2 separate regions of the Homo sapiens genome follow, and region 2 is linked to region 1. A link is a loop called in an ENCODE intact Hi-C map of the cell type or tissue named here. Cell type or tissue: prostate gland. All regions are shown on one strand. Each heading gives the region's core, and the rest is flanking DNA. Links, peaks and the distances in the headings are about the cores only. Region 1 overlaps LOC124903374 (a long non-coding RNA gene). Region 2 has its middle 40 kb from the start of C14orf132.

What was found. A loop is a pair of places that touch in the nucleus more often than their neighbours do. Peaks named below come from ENCODE experiments on the same cell type or tissue, not always from the same donor. Only the 100,000 strongest peaks of a DNase experiment are listed, where the experiment ranks them.
Region 2: a loop joins it to region 1, with 12 times the contacts of the local background. A loop is called at or near these places in 61 of 110 quality-filtered maps.

What each region holds. Positions count from the first base shown.
Region 1 is chr14:96,098,239-96,103,619 of GRCh38, reverse strand. LOC124903374 (a long non-coding RNA gene) reads right to left here. Exons shown (of 2, transcript XR_007064321.1): 2 at 4,587-4,979. Among named protein-coding and RNA genes, the nearest start is that of C14orf132, 62 kb to the right of the region's middle. In prostate gland, for the core only: CTCF peaks have their summits at 2,887 (motif pointing left) and 4,711 (motif pointing right); DNase peaks (open chromatin) are centred at 2,859 and 4,689.
Region 2 is chr14:95,996,335-96,001,715 of GRCh38, reverse strand. No RefSeq gene overlaps it. Among named protein-coding and RNA genes, the nearest start is that of C14orf132, 40 kb to the left of the region's middle. RefSeq lists an enhancer at 1-160. In prostate gland, for the core only: a CTCF peak has its summit at 2,892; no DNase peak of the experiment used is centred there.

The DNA.
Region 1 (5,381 bases), core at 180-5,179:
GGCTGCCTTCTCTGTGCCAGCTGTGTACCGAACTGCTTCCTCCTAAGCTCCGTAGGGGCAGCTGCCCCCAAAGATGACAAAAGGGAAGGTGAAGAAGTGAGACTTTCCTGCTGGACTAGCCAGGTGACCTTGCCTGGTCTTTAGGAAGGGCTAATTCTCAGAATTACCTTCTCTGGTGAGGTTGGCAAACGTTTTCTATAGAGGGCCAGACAGTAATTATTTTTTACTTTGCTGGCTATATGGCCTCTGTTGCAACGACTCAGCTCCTATTGCAGTACTTAAACAGCTATGGACAAGGACTAAACTCATGGGTGTAGCTGTGTTTCCAATAAAACTTTATTTATAAAAACAGGCAGTGGGCCAGACTTGGCCTCTCCTTAGTGCACTTTCCTCTCTCTTGCCTCCTCCCAAATACTAAACAAGGAGAAAGGTGCTCCCTAAAGAACTCTAAGGCAGATGAGGCCCTGCCCAACTCTTCCAACCATGAGGGAATGGGTGTTAGTGGGAGGTGGGCTGCTCTGTTGAGCAGTGAGCCCCCACAGTGGCAATCATTGCTAGGGTCTGTGAGCACACACTGTGAGTAAGGCCTGCTGCTGACATCATCTCCTTAAATCCATAGGATGTTCCTCCATTGTACTCCCAGGAAACAGAATCGTAATCCCTCACCTCCCATCCCCCACCACCATAGCCAATACAAAGGTGGGGGCAGGGTGACTTTGATGGGATTTCATAAATATTCACAGAACTAGAACCAGTCTGAAATTAATAGCCTGGCTAATAATTTCATCCCCTCTATCCCTCTCCCAACTGTTATTCTTTAAGTCTAGGGTTGCAAACACAACACCTACAGGGCCAGACAGGCAAGATGAAGCTAAAGCCAGCTGCTATAGAACAACCTGGAGTTTCAGGGAGGCTTCCATTAACTCATGCTGGTCCAGGGCTACTGCACAAATGCAGGACAACATGCCATTTGTCGAAACGTTTTAAAGATATGATTCAGCTAATGAATTGTGAGCAAAATATGCTCTCTCCTTTTACCTGGACAGATGCACCTTTGCACCCTAGAAGGAAGGCTGGGTTTGAATATAGCCTTCTGGGAATCTGTGATGGTGACTTTTATGTCAACTTGGCTAAGCTATGGTGGCCCAGTTATTTGGTCAAACCCAGCCTAGCTGGTGCTGTGCAAGTATATTTTAGATGTGATTGACATTTAAGTTACTAGACTTTGAGTTAAGTAGATGACCTTCCATCATGTGGCTGGGCCTCATCTAATCTGTTGAAGGCCTCAGGGGATAGACTTTCCCCCAGGAGGAAGGAATTCTCAAGACTGAAGCACAAAAACTTTGCCTGAGATTCCAGGCAATTGCCCTGTGGAATGTGGACCTAAGACAGCAATATCTGGCCTACCAGCCTGCCCTACAAATTTCAGCCAGCCCTACTTGCCAGGACCCATAATTGCACAAACTAATTCCTTATTCCTTAAAATAAATCTCTCTCTCTCCCCCAACCCCACGCATACACACACACACACACACACACACACACACACACACACACACACACACACACTATATTGGTCTGTTTCTCTTGTGAACTCTAGTAGTGGCTTTTTAGGGTGCTGTGCTGGGGTGTGGAGCCCAGGACAGTGGGCCTGGCCCCAGGTCTGCCCCCCTTGTCTTCCCATCCACAGCTTGAACATCACTTATTTACTTATTTATTTACAGACGGAGTTTCATTCTTGTTGCCCAGGCTGGAGTGCAATGGCGCAATCTTGGCTCACTGCAACCTCCACCTCCCGGGTTCAAGCGATTCTCCTGCCTCAGCTTCCTGAGTAGCTGGGATTACAGGCATGTGCCACCACCATGTGCTGGCTAATTTGTATTTTTAGTAGAGACGGGGTTTCTCCATGTTGGCCAGGCTGGTCTCAAATTCCCGACCTCAGATGATCCACCCACCTCGGCCTCCCAAAGTGCTGGGATTACAGGTGTGAGCCACCGCGCCCGGCCAGCTGGAACATCTTGGACATGCCCTTTCCTCATGTCACAGACAGCTGCTCCTGAACCATGGCAGTCAGCTCTCAAAAATACAAACACAGACAGAATTCTGGGGTCCTGAGTACAGAAGTGTGATCTAGAAGGGGGAGGACAGAGCCAGGTGGACATGTCTTCTGGCCTTTGGAGTCCTTGCCTTGTGGGGAAGGACCATGTAAGAGGAGGACAGGGAGGGCCTTTAAAACAGAGGGCACAGGGCAGGCTCCCCTCTTCCCTGGGCTAGGGGGCCGGGCATGAACTGCTGTTCCAAGCACGGGCAGGCAGCCGCTGTGTGAATCTTTCCATTTTCTCCAGAAAAAACAGAAATCCAAATTTTCTGTTACTGTTATTGTTGGCAACCAATTTAAGTGAGTTTCACAACAAGGTGCAGGCTGAAGACGTTTCTGAGAATGTTCCGCTTGTTGGCCCCATTTCTGGATTTATGGAGTATGAGGACGTCGTCAAAATTTGTTGAACGGTATACACAGTTTTCTTTCTGTATGTTGTACTTCAATGCAAAGCTTTATTCAAACAAATCAGAGCCATGCCCAGTTCCATCAGAGGAGGTCTGAGGACCGGGTTCGGCCTGTTCACCTGTCTGGCTTCTGGCTTAGAAGGTTTGCTTGGCATTTATTTTGGGGGTGGGGCAGGGTGATCCCAGGGAGTTATCAGTTAATTTCCTCTCTGGGACCTCGTGGTTTGTGGGTTATTTCTCGTATGGGAACATGAGTTCCTGAAAGGTACTGGGGGGAATCTCAGAGCTTCTTCTGTTTTTCTTTGCAGCCACCAGCGGGCGACAACCCACTGACCCCAGAGGCTGCCGGGGTCTGTTCCCATCCCTAATACCACACTGACCCCTGCTGGTCCTGGCTCACTGCATTTTTCCATCCGACTGATTTTCTAGGCCCAGTAACTCGTAATTGCCCCGGAGGCAAATTTTGGGAATAAATTAAATGTTTTGGAGTTTCTTGGGCAAGGCAGGATTTTGAATGTTCCTCCAGGGAGTCAAAAATTGAGCGTCAGCACAGGTGCAGACAAACAATACTCCTTGAAGGAGGAGAGTCCAGGTAGGGAGGAGGGGAGCATAGGGAGGGAGGAGGGAGGTAGGGAGGAGGGAGGTAGGGAGGAGGGTAGTGTAGGTAAGGGAGAAGGGAGGGCATCTCGGCCGTGCCACGAGCTCCTCTGAAGGCAGCCCCAGCTCACACGACCCCCTGATGCTGCAGGCCTATGCGTGTAAGGGAGCCCGGGTGCTCACGGCTCTGAGCGGCCCACCAAGGATTCCGCCTCTGATCCAGCTTCTAGCAGCACTTGGAGCCAGCCAGTAGGAGTCACATGGGGCCATCACACAGCCACGTGCCTGTGACTGACTGGTCATCCGTCACATGGTGTTTTCATGTTCACATTTGCCCAGTAGTGTTCTTGTCCCCTCCCCCAAACAAAAGGAACCCTAAGCACACTGCAAGGTGGGGAAACCTTGAATGGATATAAGAAAACCTTCGTCAGTGGCTTCATAACAAGTACCTTTTTCTTTTTTTTTTTCTTTTTTTGCAAATTTGACTCTACAAAAGCACATTATCACAATATTGACATTTTGTATAAGTATTGCCCACGTACGTACGAACATTGAAACTTCCTCAGTAAATGGAGAGATGTCCTTTTTGTACATCTGCACGTATGAAGAATGAAATTTCTCGGGATCTCGGCTCTTTGGTCACCATCATGGTGACCCATCACAGTTTTCGACAGAAAGTCTCAAAATACTTAGTTTGTTCATTGCAGTATCTCAGACGACTGCAGTTAGTGAGCCAGCCATTGTAGTATGTGTTTATACATTTCCCTTTTTCACCAGTTTCATTTCTTTCCTTTTTTTTATTTTTTTAAAATTACACTTTAAGTTCTAGGGTACATGTGCCCAATGTGCAGGTTTGTTACATATGTACACATGTGCCATGCCGGTGTGCTGCACCCGTTAACTCGTCATTTACATTAGGTATATCTCCTAATGCTATCCCTCCCCCCTTCCCCCAACAAGTATCTTTTTCACAGGGTAGAAACAGTCACAGTTGGGTTCAGACCCTGCAGCAACTGGGGCTCTGTGTTTCTCCTCTTCAGGGCTATCTGGATGGACATGAAGGGTTCCATCCTGGGATCCACATGGTTGGCTTACAGAGCAAGAAAAAGGATGGACAAGGCTCGGGAGAGAGGGCAGATGAGACTCAGGGCTGTGGCTGCTGTGGCCAGTGTTTACGATGACTCTGGGCTGCAGAGAGCTCTCTAAGGCTCTGGTGTTAATGTCCAGCTTCTGAAGTCTTGATTGCTAATTGCAATCCCAGGCATCTAATTAATCAATGGAGGATGGAGTGCCTTGGGTTGTGGGGTCTAGAAGAACTGAGTTTGAAGCCTACCCTGTCACTCACTGGCTGTGTGATATTAGACAGGTTGCTTAACCTCTCTGAGCATTAGCTTCCTGATCTGTAAAATGTAGAAGAACATATCTAGCTCTCATGGGAGTTAGGGCCATTTCTTTCAATGTGTTCCCCAGAAACAGACCTGAGATAAGGGTTCAATGCAAGTGATTTATTAAGGAAGTGCTTCTGGGAAACAGGGATGTTTGCAGGAAGCAAAGCCAGGGTAGCAGTTTCAGGCAATGTCCTGCTGGGGGCAGCCTCAGCTTGGTCCTGCAGGGAGCTCCGGGGTGTAAGTTGTTAGAGCCCATTGGAGGCAAAGGAGCTGGGACACCTGTCATCAGTGCCACCATGTGGGAGGAGGAAGGGAGCAAACTGCCTGGCCTTCCTGGCTGCTCCTGTGTGGGCAAAGCTGCTGGACCCATAGCCAGAGGGCAGGCTGCAGGGGTTGCAGTTGGAGACAAAGGCACACTGCTGCTGGGAGGGGGGCACACCAAAATGCACCAGCCCTCCCAGGGCATCTGGGCAGTGCACTGCAGGGCTCCTGTGTGATCAAATTAGAAAATGTATGTGAGATGTCTTAGCTTGGAGAAACAACAGAGATTTATTTCTTGCAGCTTTAGAGGCTGGAAGTGCAAGAGCAAAGTGCCAGCAAGGTTGAGTTCTTCCGGGTTGCAGAGGGCCGTCTTATTACATCCTCACCTGGCAGAATGGGGGCGAGAGAGCTCTCTGGGGTCCCTTTGATGAGAGAACTTTCCATTCATGTGGCTCCACCCTCATGATCTAATCGCCCCCCAAAGACCTCCCCACCTCCCAATACCATCACATTAGGGGTTAGGATTTCAACATAGGAATTTTTTTGCGGGGGGTGACACAAATATTCAGTCCACTGCATGAAAGATTTCTGCAAACTACGAAGTGGGATGCATAATGTTGGTGATGTTAG
Region 2 (5,381 bases), core at 87-5,086, 100 kb after region 1:
CTCTTTGCTCTCCGTGGGTCATGCCAACCACCTAGTTAGTCCTGATGATAGAACCTGAATATCTTGGTTGCAGGTGTAGGATTTGCATGCTGTTTTGTTTCTTCTCGGTGGGAGCCTCCGACCATTGCTGCTTCTAGTCAGCCATCTTGACCCCACCCCCTGATTGATTTTTAAATGTTGACCTTTAATCCTATGACCTTGTGAAAATTAGTAGTTCTGGTAGCTTTTTGGGTAGATTCTTTGGGATTTTCTACATAGAAACTCACATTGTCTGCAAGTAGAGACATTTATTTATTACATTATTAAACTAGCTAGGAACTCCAGTATGATGTTAAATAAGCATGGTGAGGAGGGGCATCCCAGCCTTGTTGTTGATCTTTGGGGAAAATATTTAGCCTTCTATTTTAAGTATGATATTAACTGTGGCTTTTTTTTTTTTTTGGTACGTATCCTTTCTTGAGTTAAGAAAGTTTCTTTCTATTCAATATTTTTTAAGACTTGTTGAATTGTATTAAATTATTTTTTTCTGCATCTATAGAGAGGGTTACATGGTTTTTCATTTTTAGTCTGTTGATGTGATTAATTACATTGATTGATTTTTGGATGTTGAAATGGCCTGAACTTCCTGCAAAAGATCCCACTTAGTAATAATGTATTACCATATACGTACATATATATGGCACAATTTGCTAATATTTTTGCTGAAGAATTTTTTGTATCTGTATCCGTGAGTGATATTCTTCTCTAGGTGTGTGTGTGTGTGTGTGTGTGTGTGTGTGTGTGTGTGTGTGTGTGTTGAATTTCTTTGGATGGTTTTGGTACCTGTGTAATGCTGGCCTCAGAAAATGAGCTGGGAAGTCTTTCCTCCTCTTCTACATTCTGGAAGAGTTTGTGTGTAATTCATATTTCTTCCTTGAATGTTTGGTAGAATTCACCAATGAAGTCATATCTAGCATATGGGCTGCTCTTAAAGAGTGGTTTTTTTAGTCAATATCTGCTTCACCCTTGACTTTAAGTTTTCCTTTGTGCCATGCCTGGAGAGACAGAGAGAGAAAGAGAGAAAGAGTCTCTCTTCATGCTCTTGTCTCTTTCCCAGCTGGAAACTGCTGTTATTTGTTACTTGACGCTGTTGTAGCCTGTTGACAGGATGTGCTACAGAGTTTGCAGGTGAAAAATAAAAATGAAGGGCTCCTTGCTCAGAAAGTATTAAAACTGTCAGGATGGCAATAGTAGAGTATTAAACCAAATGCAGGACCCTTCTAAGCATGGGCTGTGTGATCACACAAGTCATTGGCCATGAAGTCATTTCTGCCTCTAAAGAGAGGCAGAGCTGGGGCATCCTCTCCTGTTCTGGCTAAGCCTCAGTTTTAGAGGCAAGAACTGTGTCCCTGGGTCTTGGAGATGGGGCCTTCTCAGCAGTATCGCACACTTCCAACTGTGGGTCTGGTCAGGGGACAGTGATCTTGCACCTTCTGCAAAGGTAGAATGTATTTTTATGTTCCTTCTCCCAGCTAGAATGGGTTTCCATCAATGTGCTAAGTGTGACAGAGTGTGTATTGTCTTTCCCCAGGGGTATAAGCCATTTGTTCTGTAGGAGACATAGAAAAAAGGATCCAGGTAGGGTTTAATGTTTTTCTCACAGTGACTACTGTGCCTTTCTCCTGGGTCAGCACCATCAGTGATGCCTCTCAGCACTCATGCTCTGACCCCATCTTTCTTGTAATCATCTAGCTTGGAGAACAGCTAGCTAGCAGCTACATATTCCCCTTGTGCTTGTGATTCCCAGTAGTTCTATATCCTCTCACCTGTCTGTATTTGTCCTTTAGCAATTTGTTAGCATTTTTAGCTGATTTTTCTTACCAGTGTCTGGTGAGATTTACCACAGGTAAGCAAGGGCTCACCTCCCCTTTCTTCTTGGGGGATCCTGTATTTCCTTAGATTTCACATTAGTTGGTTGCCCTGTGACCTCAGTTCTTTAACAGGTGCAAGATTTACAGGTTGTCCAGCATATTTGTTGTTGTAAAGATGGAAGCGATTTTTTTTTCCATTTGCCTATCTCCTAAGTGGAGAATGGAAGTCTATGAGTATTTTTTAAAACTGTATTATGGCAGATTGCAGTATAATGAACCCCATCACCCAGCTACAACAATAATCAATCAAAGACCTCATTAGTTTCATCCACTCTAATGGATTATTTTGCAAAAACAAATTCTGCTCATCATGAAATTTTAAACATAGTATGTAATTATAAGATATATTTTAAGACAATAAGTATATCACAACAGTGAAATAATGATTCTATGTGAACTCATTTTTGTTTAAATAAATATCTACATGTTTGCAAGTGCATGGACAAACATCTGGAAAGAGATACACCAAACTGAGAGAAACATTTGTATATGTGGGCATGTGGTGGGATTAGGTGAGGGTCAGGGTGACATGTGTTTATCTGCAATGTCTTTATTAATGATGAGAATGTATTTTTGTATTATTGGTGTGATTTTAAAAGTGTGAAAAAGAAAAAGTAAAAAAAGTAAAAGAAATGAAAGAAATGCAGTTAGACTTTGGAATCTGACATGAATTTGAACGCCAGCTCCACTTTGGGCCACATGTGTGACAATGGACAAGTCACATCACGGTGGGGGAGGAAAGGAAGTGGAGAGAATTTGGAAAGGAGATGGGGAGGACAGATAAGAATCCCTTACAGGATTACTTGTGCTAAAGGATTAACCAACTCTCTCCATGTAAACTTTCTGGCATACAGTAGGCACTCAATAAATGTGAGGATCCTCATTTCTTTTGGCATCTCCACTCAATGTAGAATTATGAGCAGGCACGCACTCATGGAGGAATATTAAATCCTAATGATAATGAGCTTCTTCTGCCCCTGTGTGGTGTGTTCAAGTTATTGCTAGGATTTCTCTCACTCATAGAAAAACCAAAATGAATATTATTTATTTTCCCCTTAAGTTGGAATTCACCTTTTTTACCTCTTGACCCCCAAATCTGATTCTGCAGTATCTTGTCTAGGTTTCTATTACTGTCCAGTGCTTACAATATCTCTGTCTCCCTCATCAGCTTGTAAACCTTTTGAGGGCAGGGACCTGTTTTACTCTCTGTCTCCTTTCTCTCTCTCTCTGTCTCTTTCTCTCTCATAACAATTTCAAGCCTTCAGGGCTGGTGTGAGGATTAAATTGCGTCAAGTCTGCGAAAACATTTTGTAAACTACAAAATGCTTTCCAGATCTACTCATTTGTTTATTCACAAACTTTTGTTACAATGCCTATTGGCTGCACATTGCACAATGTGAAGGGCTCACCTCACTCTCTTGTGGCCACATAGGACGTTGGAGAGAGCAATTGTCAAAATCTACAGAAAGACTATGGTTGGCACTGGACAAAGTGCTGTAGGAGCCTAGAGAAGGAAGGGTTAGCTTTTGCTAGGGACAGGGGCAAGCAAACAGTTGACATGGAAAGAAGATTTGAGCTACAGGTTGGGATCTCAGTAGCAGCTCCTGATGTGGAGAAGGGGGATGCTAGAAGGACTCTCATCAACAAGGCGGCATGTGAGAGGCAGACAACACATTCTGGGACCACCCCAGGGTCCTGTGTGGCTGCACTTTAAGCATCATTGTAGATGTGACTGGAGGAAAGTATCGAACCTTAGGTTGAACAAGAACACAAAGGACTTTGAATGCTCTACTGAAGAAGCTACACATAAATCACTCAAGCTTAGCCCAGTGCCTTCCAGAGGGCAGACATTCAACAATTACCTGGGACATTGAGTTAAATGGATGCAATAGATAGAATCTTTATTGCTTCTATTTTGAATTGTCTATTTTCTTTTACTTAAAGGGAGGTGATTTCAAAGTCTCAGCCTCACCAAGTCTATTTTAACAACAGCATTTCTCCAAACACTTTCACTATGCCAACATGTGACATTTATATTCATTATGAAGAAAAGTCTCCTATCTTGACAACTAATGATTTTTCTTGGAAGGTGATCCTTAAAAATATATGGCATTTTCTCAGGATGTAAAAATCAATGTTCTAAAATCACTAGCATTCCTATACACCAACAACAGTCAAACTTAGAGCCAAATCAGGAAAAAACTCTCATTCAAAATTGCCACACAAAAATAAAATACCTAGGAATACAGCTAACCAGAGTGGTGAAAGATATCTACAAGGAGACCTATAAAACACTGCTCAAAGAAATCAGAGATGACACTAACAAATGGAAAAAATATTCCATGCTCATGGATAGAAAGAATCAATATCGTTAAAATGGCCATACCGCCCAGAGAAATTTATAGATTCAATGCTATTCCTATTAAACTACCATTGACATTCGTCACAGAACTAGAAAAAAAAACTGTTTTAAAATTCATATAGAACTAAAAAGGAGCCCAAAAAGTCAAGGCAATCCTAAGCAGAAAGAACAAAGCTGGAGGCATCATAGTACCCAACTTCAAATTATATTACAGGGTTACAGTAATTAAAACAGCATAGTACTGGTACAAAAACAGATGCATAGACCAGTGGAACAGAATAGAGATCCAGAAATAAGACCACACACTCACAACTATCTGATCTTCAACAAACCTGACAAAAACAAGCAATGGGGAAAGGATTCCCTATTCAATAAATGGTGCTGGGAGAACTGGCTAGCCATATGCAGAAGATTGAAACTAAACACCTTCCTTACACCATATACAAAAATCAACTCGAGATGGATTAAAGACTTAAATGTAAAACCCAAAACCATAAAAACTCTGGAAGACAACCTAGGCAATACCATTCTGGACATAGGAGCAGGCAAAGAGTTCATGACAAAGACCCAGAAGCAATTGCAACAGAAGCAAAAATTGACACATGGGATGTAATTAAACTGAAGAGCTTCTCCACAGAAAAGGAAACTATCAACAGAGTAAAAAGACAGTCTACAGAATGGGAGAAAAATTTTGCAAACTATGCATCTGACAAAGGTCTAATATCTAGCATCTATAAGGAACTTAAACAAATTTACAAGAAAAAAAAAACCCCATTAAAAAGTGGGCCAAGGACATGAACAGAACAGACCCTTTTCAAAAGAAGACATACATGTGGCCAACAGTCATATGGAAAAAAATCAATATTACTGTTCATTAGAGAAATGCAAATCAACACCACAATGAGATACCATCTCACACCAGCCAGAATGGCTACTATTAAAAAATTAAAAAATAGCAGATGCTGGTGAGTTTGCAGAGAAAAAGGAATACTTATACACTGTTGGTGGGAGTGTAAGTTAGTTCAACAATTGTGTAATACAGGCTATTCCTCAAAGACCTAGAAATAGAAATACCATTTGACTCAGCAATCCCATTACTGGGTATATAC